Regions from separate parts of the Mus musculus genome. Here region 1 is linked to region 2. A link is a contact called in ENCODE POLR2A ChIA-PET data. All regions are on one chromosome and are shown on one strand. The core of a region is the stretch at or near the end of the contact, and the rest is flanking DNA. Distances in the headings are between cores, read along the strand shown. Region 1 holds the start of Icam5 (intercellular adhesion molecule 5, telencephalin). Region 2 holds the start of S1pr2 (sphingosine-1-phosphate receptor 2).

What was found. ChIA-PET counts read pairs that join two places held with the same protein, here RNA polymerase II (POLR2A).
Region 1: POLR2A ChIA-PET joins it to region 2 with 10 read pairs in embryonic stem cell. The contact joins the promoter of Icam5 here to the promoter of S1pr2 in region 2. POLR2A ChIA-PET finds 5 or more read pairs at or near these places in 3 of 5 experiments (Patski and embryonic stem cell).

The regions. Positions count from the first base shown.
Region 1 is chr9:21,028,695-21,033,435 of GRCm38, reverse strand. Icam5 (intercellular adhesion molecule 5, telencephalin) reads right to left here and starts at 1,398. Exons shown (of 11, transcript NM_008319.2): 1 at 1,225-1,398; 2 at 80-349. The coding sequence starts at 1,306. Mir1900 (microRNA 1900) reads left to right here and starts at 1,108; the gene lies at 1,108-1,185. Icam1 (intercellular adhesion molecule 1) reads right to left here. Exons shown (of 7, transcript NM_010493.3): 7 at 4,622-4,741. Icam4 (intercellular adhesion molecule 4, Landsteiner-Wiener blood group) reads right to left here and starts at 4,004. Exons shown (of 3, transcript NM_023892.3): 1 at 3,613-4,004; 2 at 3,194-3,499; 3 at 2,840-3,054. The coding sequence starts at 3,982. The coding sequence ends at 2,942.
Region 2 is chr9:20,973,969-20,978,590 of GRCm38, reverse strand. S1pr2 (sphingosine-1-phosphate receptor 2) reads left to right here and starts at 1,798. Exons shown (of 2, transcript NM_010333.4): 1 at 1,798-1,993.

The DNA.
Region 1 (4,741 bases), core at 149-2,648, 55 kb before region 2:
AAGGAGGACCAGAGAACGGGTGGGCGGAGCTTTAGGGGGAGGTCCAGGGACCCAAGGGGCGTGTCCACACTGTACTCACGGAAAGTTCGGATGAGTCCACGCGCTTGGAGTGTGCGGCGCGCGCAGCGGAAGAAGCAGACCGGCTGGGTCTCAGGCTCTCGGATGTCCACCAGCTGCCGAGCCAGCCAGCGCAGACCCCTCTGGGTCCCGTTTCGGCGTAGCGAGGTCTCCAGGCCACCGCGCTCCGGCCGCGGACAGTTAGTGCTGCAGTTGAGCCACAGCGAGCCCCCGCGCTCCACGAGCGCCACGCGGGGCTGAAGGTCCGCCCAGAAAGGTTCTAGCGCGACCGCTGCCCAGGAAAACGCGGGCTCAGCCTAGGGACCCCATCTCTGAAATCTTAGTGGCCCCCATCTCCCAAACCAGGGGTGTCTGTAAGGACGAGGAAAGACCACCGCCAAGAAATAGCACGGGAGTCCCGCATCCCACTCAAGATTCGGGACTGACGCACTCTTAGAGGGGCGTCTCTGGAAGCCTTGCTGCCTATGGCAGAGATGGGGAAGCTCGGTGCAGGGATGGGGTCTCAGATGAACACATCAATAGTGAGGAGGAGGAGATTCCAATTTGGGGGGATGGGGAACCAAGTCACTCTTAAGACCCTGACAGGTCGTCAGGAAATGGGGGGGAGAGACACCGAGGCTGGGGGCGAAAGCAAAGTAGAAATGAGAGACTGAGTCAAAGGCTTAAAGGAGATTGTCCCCAAACTTGAGTAACTTGGACAGAAAGCCACAAGGTTAGATTCCGGGAAGGAACCGTGAGGAAAGCCCTAGAAAGCCGGTTGCCAGGGCTCCAGGTGGAGGGGAAACAGGGCCTCTGAGTTATGACAGTTGAGGAGATAGGGTCTTTGAGGATCATAAATAGGGATGATGCTAGTCTGTGAACCATAGGACACGACAGAGCAGGAGAGAACAGGAGAGCCACAGTGTCTCCTGAGCCAGGTTGGGTGCAAAACCCCGAATTCAGAAAAGGTGCTGGGTTCCGATCTGAAAGATCGAGGTGTGTTGGGGTGGAGGAAGGACAGGGAGAAGCCCGGAGCTCCAGGTGGTGGCAGAAGCGTGGGAAGCTAGAAGAGGGCGGAGCCTGGAGGGGACACCCGGGCCGCCCTCTCTGGTCCTTCAATTCCGCCCCCGCCTTATCCACCTGGCTCCGCCGGCGGGCTCTTCTTACCTGAGATGCCTAGGATCCCCAGGCCCAGGGCAGCCCAGAGGCCGAGGAGCGCTCGGCGCAGCCCTGGCGAAGGCCCCGGCATTGCCGCCGCTGCCGGGGAGGGGAGAGCACAGAAGGCGAGGGGAGCGCGAGTGATGGAGAGCGGGGCTGGGAGGACCGCGCAGCGCAGCGGGTGGAGTGTGGGGGTGGCAGAATTGCGCCCAGGGATTGGTTTAAACGTTGGTAACTTGGTTTCTAAGGAGGGGGCGGTGACAGAGGCGGTGATGGGGGGCGAGCTGACAGGAGGCGAGCGCGCACTGGGCTTCTCCAGGCCTTAATGCAGGCGAGCTAGCCAGGCAAGAGCGGTCCCCCGTGGGGGAAAGATCTACATGGAGGTCGGCCTAATGATCTAAAGCCTTCTGGGGGCGACCACGCTCTCCCGCGTCATCCCTGGCGAAGGAGGGAAGGGATGCTGAGAGGCCCTGCCCAAACACCCACCACCATAGGTATAGAGTCTGAGACAACGCGCTGGGTCTCCAAGCCACGCCCATCCTCGGTCCCTCCCACCAGCGCCTGTTTGAGCAAGGGTGGATGGAGAGGTTGCTTGTATTAGCTTGGGGAGTCAATAGTATGCAGGAAATGTGGTTCTAAGAGGAGAATGTGAGGATGCCTTCCTTAACTGAGGTTTCGTTTTGACCTCCAGCAGGCTAAGTATGGGAGCCACGCCCCTAAGACCTCCTCCGCGCACGCGGCGAAGGAAGAGGGGGATCAAGTGCCAGCAAGACTCGGACACGTGTGCGTGTGCGCAGCGTTCGCAGGCTTCTAAATTAGAGTCGACTCCGGCACCCGATCTTTATTTACCCAGAGTGCAGCGGGAATGTGTCTACAACGCTGTTGTGTGTCTAGTCTCTCAGCAGAGCTTCTGCGCCCTCCTCGCCAGGAGTGTGGCCGCCTCTACTGGGTAACTAGTGCGAGATTCTGCAATTCACGCTGGACCAAAAGATCAACTGGGGACACTTTGACCCCAGCTTTGACATCCCTCTCTACATACATACCAGACTCGGAGACAACAAGCACAACGCCAGGAAGCAAGTCTGTGACAGCTCACGTGGCCTGAACAATCATCTCTTAACTTGTTGCTATGCTAGATTTCCTATCTAGTTAGCCGCTTCCTCTACTACTTGAAGAAGGCCCCGCCTACTCGAGTGTTTCTACCTCCCCCCCCCCCCCCAATTAATGATAACCTTGGGGAATCAGGTCTAGCTCCACCCGCTGGCCTTCTCTAGTAACGCACAGGCTCCGTAGTGGAAAAGGAGGGAGGAGAAGGGAAACTTAGCCTCCAATCAGAGCTCCGGCCTGTATCAGCGGAGCCAATCAGAAAAAGCCATACCAAGAGTCAGCCCTGGAGGGGAGGTCAGTTTAGTCTTTCTGCCCCGCACAAATAAAGCTAACAAAACTCTACGCAGAGGAACTCGGGTTCTAGGACCCCATGCTGGCCTTGAAGGAGAAATTTCAAGGTGTTGTTTCCTCCAGTACTACCTCTAATCTACTAATCTTCAGCCCCTACGTAAGGAATTTGGAAAAAGTAAGGTACCTTAAAAAAGAAACCACTTTCTCCAAGAACCGTAAGGCAGAGACTGAGGAGGAAGACTTTATTGTTTCAATAAGAGTCTCTGAATTAATTACTCTGAAGTTCTTTTCCCCTCCCTCTTGTCAGGCATCGAAAACAGATCTATAACTAAGTCTGCACAGCCAGGTACTTGCGCACGTAGACAGCCCCCACAGCCAGGAGGATCCCCACCAGGGTTGCGATGGAGGTAGAGGCCAAGGCTATAGAGGCTGGGCTTAAAGCTGTGGGCAGGAGTGAAAATCAGGAACTAGGAGGTCTGAGGACCGCCAAGCGTGGAGCCCACGCCTGTTCTGCAGGCCCCCTTGGAGTGGCAACATCCCCTCTCCCGCACCCATTCCCTGGGATTACAGGATGCCTCACCGAGGACTGTCAACATAACAGGTGCCGAGCTGCTGCGCACCACTAGCCCGTCGAGATTGAGGCGCGCATGGCAGGTGAGTGGCTGCCAGAGGTCGTTGAGTCCGGCCCGCATCACGTAGGTCAAAGTGACATTAGCCAAATCTGAACCGGTGAAGCGCTCCAGGCTTTCATGATAAATCACTCGGCCACCTCTTCTCAGGCTCACCACCAAGAATCCCACTGGGAACACGTGTGTCACATAGCATCGCAGAGTGTACTTGTGGCCCACTAGGACCGGAGGCTCCAAGATCACGCTTCTGGGCCGTTCTAAGGCAAGAGAGATAAGGCCCACAGGCACCCCTTAAAGCAATTACCATCTATCCGCTTCCTCCACCCCTCTCCCCTCACCCCAGCCCGGCCTGAGCCCCGGTCTCCCTCACTGTAAGCAGTGATCCTGGCGGTGGCCTCTCGGGTTTCTCCTGCGCAAGTGACGACGCAGCGCACCTTGGAATTCCAGGCCCTCACATCCAGTAGCTGGTAAGATACCCAGCCGGATCCATTAACTATCTTTCCCTGCCGCAGTTGGGTGCGCAGGCTGGAATGCACCGGCAGGGGGCAGTTGTGGCTGCAGTTAAGCCACGCTGAGCCCCCGGGAGGCACGGCCTCTAGCTCTGGATTAAGACGCACCCAGAAAGGTGCTGAGGTCACGGAAGGCGCGGGAGGACTTTGCATCCACTCTTGCTGGGGGCTCCCACCCCTCGGATAGGCAGCCACCAGCAAAAGCGACGGGAGCAGAAGGGCAGACTCCATGGCACAAAGCCCGCGCTGAAGTGCGGGCGGAACGCCAGGGAGTTTAGGCTGGCCGCAGGAGATAAGAAGGCACCCTGGCCACGCCCCAGAATGGGCCTCGGCCGGCCCTGATGAAGATACCTGCCTCCCCTCCCATCAGACCCTACAATCAACCAAAAGCCATTGCACAGTTCTGGACCTGCTCTTTAGTTTTTACGTAAGCCCCAAGAAGTCTTTAAAAATTAAAAAATAAAATAACGCTTGGTGATGGCACATGCCTTTGATCCCAGCACTCCCAGGGAGGCAGATCTCTGTAAGTTCAAGGCCATCCTGATCTACACTGGGAAACCCTGTCTATCTAACGTAGATTTTACTAGACATGGCAGTGGCTTTGTCATTTAGTCCTAGCATTCAGGAGACAGGTTGGCCCATCTTTGTGAAGTCAAGGCCAGCCCATTCCACATAGCAGATTTCAGGACATCCATGGCCACAAAGAGAACCTGTCTCAAAAAAGAAAGGGGGTGGGGGTGGGGACCAACCTGATCCACAGACTCAGAGTTAGGGTTAGGTTACCAGACAACCCTGAGGCATTATGGGAGTCGGCAGTCCTTAGGGCTTTGCCTAACTGATGTGATGACTGTACACAAACTCACAAGACACTCAGGCCGACATAAAACTTTATTGATTCAAAGGAAAGGTTTCTGTGCTGGGAGGGGTGCTTACCCTCCCACAGCAGCTTGCACGACCCTTCTAAGGAGTTGGAACATTTCCTTCCAGGCT
Region 2 (4,622 bases), core at 549-3,048:
ATCCATTGTTCTGCCACTTCCGGTACCCTGCGGAAAGGCTTAATTTATCTAGCAAGTCATAAACCTAGAACTTGCTATGGAACAGAAGAGGGCTTTGGACTCCCCATCCTCCTGCCTCCACCCACTGAAGTGCAGGGATGCTAGGCTTGCAAACAGTGACCCGCTTACTTATTTATTTTTGGGGTGTTGGAGACAGAACACAGGGCCCTGTGCATGAGAGGAAGTACTGTAACTAACACTGAGCCGCCTGCCTCCATAAACATCTCAATGCCGACATAAGGCACAATGTTAAACACAGCAAGGGAAACACTGTTCGCTCTTAGGGAGCTTATGTTTGGGTGTGCAATTTACACTTTTGTGTGTTTATTTTTTTTTGTTTTTAATTATGTGTAATTGTGGGTATGTGCATGTGTGTACACGGGCCCTTGAGGCTGAAAGGGTCAGATCCCCTGGGGCTGGACTCAGAAGTTGTCAGGTCTGTGGGTGCTGGGACATTCTGTTCTCTGCAAGAGCAGGAAGTGCTCTTGACCATTAGAGGCACCTCTTTAGCGCCTTTTAAAAATTTATTAATTTTAACTTTATACCCATGTGCGTGCATGCACGTGGGTGTGTACATGTACGTGGGTGTGTGCATGTGCCTCAGCAGCAGGCCTTGGAGGTCACAGGACAACTTGCAGGAATTGGTTCTCAATTTCCACCTTGTGGGTCCCAGGCAAGGCCTTACCCACTGACAACTCACAGCCTCCTGGAACTCACTCTGTAGACCAGGCTGGCCTTGAACTCAGAAATTCGCCTGCCTCTGCCTCCCGAGTGCTGGGATTAAAGGCGTGCACCACCACGCCCGGTTTTGTTATTCTTTTTTAAATGCATTTATTATTATTGTACATGTATCAGTGAATGAATGTAGGTGCAGCAATGCCAGTGTGCCCTGTGGAGGTCAGAGGCCAACTTTGCTTCCAGGGACTGACCTCAGGTCAGGCTTCCAGACAAGCCCTTTCCCCTCCCTGCCTAGTGGAGCTGGACAGCTGACCTTCTGTCACTCACTCTAATTTTGGATTTTTTTTTCACCCTGAGTTGTTTGGAGGGAAGGAGCCAACAGGATCATGTGATCCAGATTGGCCTTGAACTCTAAAACAAACCTCCTGCTTCTACTTCACAAGTTTGGAATTAGAGGCCCAAGCCACCATTCCATATTTTTGCAGTGTTGAGGATGCATGCTAGGCAAACACTCAACCACCTGCCTCCACATCCCTGCCTGTTGTTTTTCAGAAAGGGTCTTGAGCAGGCAGTGGCTTAAGGTTGCTAAGAGGACCCTGAACTCCTGATCTTCCCACCTCCCAGGTGGCAGATGCTGGAATGACAGGCATATGTGCCACAAAGCCCAGTTGGATCTGGGAGTTCTTACCAAGTCTTCTGTTTGGGGGGCTGGGTATGATACAGTGTAGGAATTTATTTCTTGTAGAAACACATAGTAGGTGCTTAATCTTGAATTGCTGAGTTCTCACATAGTAGGTAAGTGTGATTTCCTCCATTTCCAGGTCCCAAGCATTAGCCTGGCGCTAAGCCAAATGGAATACAGTTGTTTCAGTACTAGGTCACCTGGGTTAAGAGAGCTGTGACGTCACGCGGCCGTGACATCATGCCACGGCAGTTCTCACGAGTGGGGGTTGGGAGGAGCAGGGCAGGAGTGTGTGTGTGGGGGTGTGGACAAAGGGGCCCTGCTCTTCCCCCGTGCGCGCCCTGGCTAACTGGCGGGCCACATCTGGAATTCATTGCAAGTCGCCGCCGGAAAGAGGAGGAGAGGAGGGCGGGGCGAGCAGGGAGTTGGGGCCGGAGGCAGCGGCTCTGCCCGCCTCTCTCTTGTCCTGGGTCCCCAACTCCGGGACATAGACCGAGCACAGCCAACAGTCTCCAAAACCAACCACTGGCTGTCCCGGGGCGCAGACGCCAAGGCCACTCAGGCCAGGGCAGGGACCCCGGCCGGCCTAGCCAGGTGAGCGCGCGGGGCAGAGGGGAGGTTCCGATCTGGGCGGCCGCGGTTCACGGAGACCCTGAGATCCCAGCTGGGGGGCCCGGTCCGGGGTCAGGCGCTCGTACAGGCGTTGCACGCGCTGCTCCAGGCTCTGCTGCACCGAGGGAACAGATCATCTACCATGCGCCCCTGCCCACTACTCCAGGCAGCTCGCCACCTACTCAGTGGCGCACCCCCAGACTGAGCTCCCCGCCTTCCTTCGGGCAGGAAGTTGGCGCTGAAGAGAAAGGCGGAATCCGAGCGCTTTGAGCTGGAGACTTTGCAAGACTGGATGGGGGTTCTCAGGAAGCAGGGTTTGGGGCAGTGAGGTTGTTGGGGAGAGGTGCAGCATCCCTTCTTCTCTGTCTCCGGCTAGGATGAAAGGTGCTACGGACGAGCGAGCGGGGAAAGCTTTCAGAGTTCATGGGCGGGGTCCCCGGCGAAGGCCGTCGCCCCACCGCCTGTGAGACTAGTTTTTTGCCTCAGTTTCCAGTTAGTTGCCCCTCTCTTTCAGTCTCTCTTTCGGAAGAATCACTTTGTATCGAAGGAAAGGGACATTAACTGCAAAGTCCAGGTGTCTCCTTTTCCTAGCTCAGGGATGGGGCGTAGGAGTGAAGGAAGGCACGCGTGGCGTGGAGTCCGCGTTGTCGCGGGCTACACGGCGTTGGGACCTCGCCCCCCTCTAGAGCATGGGTTGACTCACCCGGGGATTTCCACCTCCCCACCCCCGTCCCTATCCTTGTTGTTAGATGCCCGAGGCGACACCCGCAGAGCCTACTGTCCCCTGCGGGGCAACATGGGAGCATCACTGAGGGGGGGGGAGGGAATGAAGTAGCTGTAGTTACTCTCTCCAGTGCCCCAGGAATCTGGATGTGGGGGGCCTCTGGTGGGGTGCAGAAATGTGGCCACCCCCTGTTGCTTTGTGCAGGATAGGGACATCCTGCGCGCGTGTCGGGGTCTCAGGAGAGAGAGATGGCGCCGCCCCAGCGCAAGCGAGTGTGGATACCACGCATTCCTCGGCCTGATAAGGAGCTGGAGAGTGCTGCCTGAGCCAGGCGGGTCTTACTGTCGCCAAGGAGACGCGCCCGGCTTCAGCTTCCTATAGTGGTAGGGTAGGGGTGCTGCCAGGAGATGTCCCCATGCTTTGCATGCGAACGAGCCCCCCAATTTCAGGCTCTTTCATTCATTCATGCGCCTGCCTCGCTTGCACCAAGCAAGAGAGGCTGAGGGTGAACTTGGTAGCTGGCCTCACACGATACTGTGGAAAACAAGATCATTTCCGATGATAAAGTCAGATGCTCTGATAGAAATTAGGGGTGGGCTGTGCTGGGTAAAATGCCTTATTTCTTTAATCCCAGTGCTCAGGAGACTGAGTTAAGGGGCATCTTTGTGAACTCAAGGCCAACCTGATCTACGAAATGAGTTTCTGGTCAACCCGGATTACACAGTAAGACCCTGTCCCAAAAACAAAACAAAAAGAGAAGATAGTTCCTGAAGGCCTAGACAGTGACAGTCGAATGAAATCCAAAGATAAGATAGTCTGCCGGAAAAAGTGTTTGTGTGGGGGTGGGGAGGGGGTCTGTAGGATATACCAGAGGCAACTACAGCAGGTTTCGACCTCAAATGGGCCTTGGGAGGTTAGTGTATGCCTGGGCCCTAGGGAGCCATAGAGATTGTGGCGATGGGAGGTGAGGATAAAAGTTCTGAGCTCTCCGGCAGTTCTCCCTTGCAAGTTTGGTGGGCAGCAGACATGCATAAGGGGCTACCACAAGCAACCAAAGCTTTTGAGGGATGAGGGAGCTCTGTGGAACTGGGAGGGAGTAGAGGGGAGTCACCAGACTCCTTCAGCCTTCCTCTCCACTAATCTTTAGCAAAGCAGTCAAGTCCAGGTCTGTCTCTCTTCCCTCACTCCAAACCCTTTCACTTGCTCCTCTTCCTCCTGTATTTTTTGCAGTCCTGGCAACCCAGGGCTTCAACATGACGCTGTGTCCCTAAGCTACACCAAGTTATCCTTAATTTTATGTATTTATAGACAGGGTCTCACTATGTAGCTCTAGCTGTCCTGAAACTGTGTAGATCAGGCTGGTCTCAAATTCACAGAGCTCTGCATGTCTGACTCTGAATCCTGAGATTTAAAGTGCACAAACACACAGTGCTTTTCATATATATACATATATATTTTTATATATTTAATATATATTTATTAAACTTACACTTATCTATTTTGTGGGCATGTGTATACGTGTGGGCATGTGTGTTTCATGACATGAGTATTCAGGTCAAAGCAAGTCATTTCTCTCTCTTTCTCTCACTCACTATGTGGGTAGGTAGTGGGGCTGGATCAAGTCTCCAAGCTTGATGACAAGTGCTTTTAGCCAATGAGCCATCTTAACACTGCTTCTGTTTAAGTTTTACTTGAGTCAGGGTCTCCCTGTGCTCTCCAGGCTAACCTCCAACTCATTATGTAGCCTAGGCTGCTCTTGAACTTTCCATTTTCCTTCCTCAGCTTCTGTGTAACTGGGATCATAGGTATAAACCAGTCAGGCTCATTTTCAGTTCAGATCCCAGTCTCTAGTGGCAACTTCCCCTCCTCTGAGAGGCAGTCTGGACC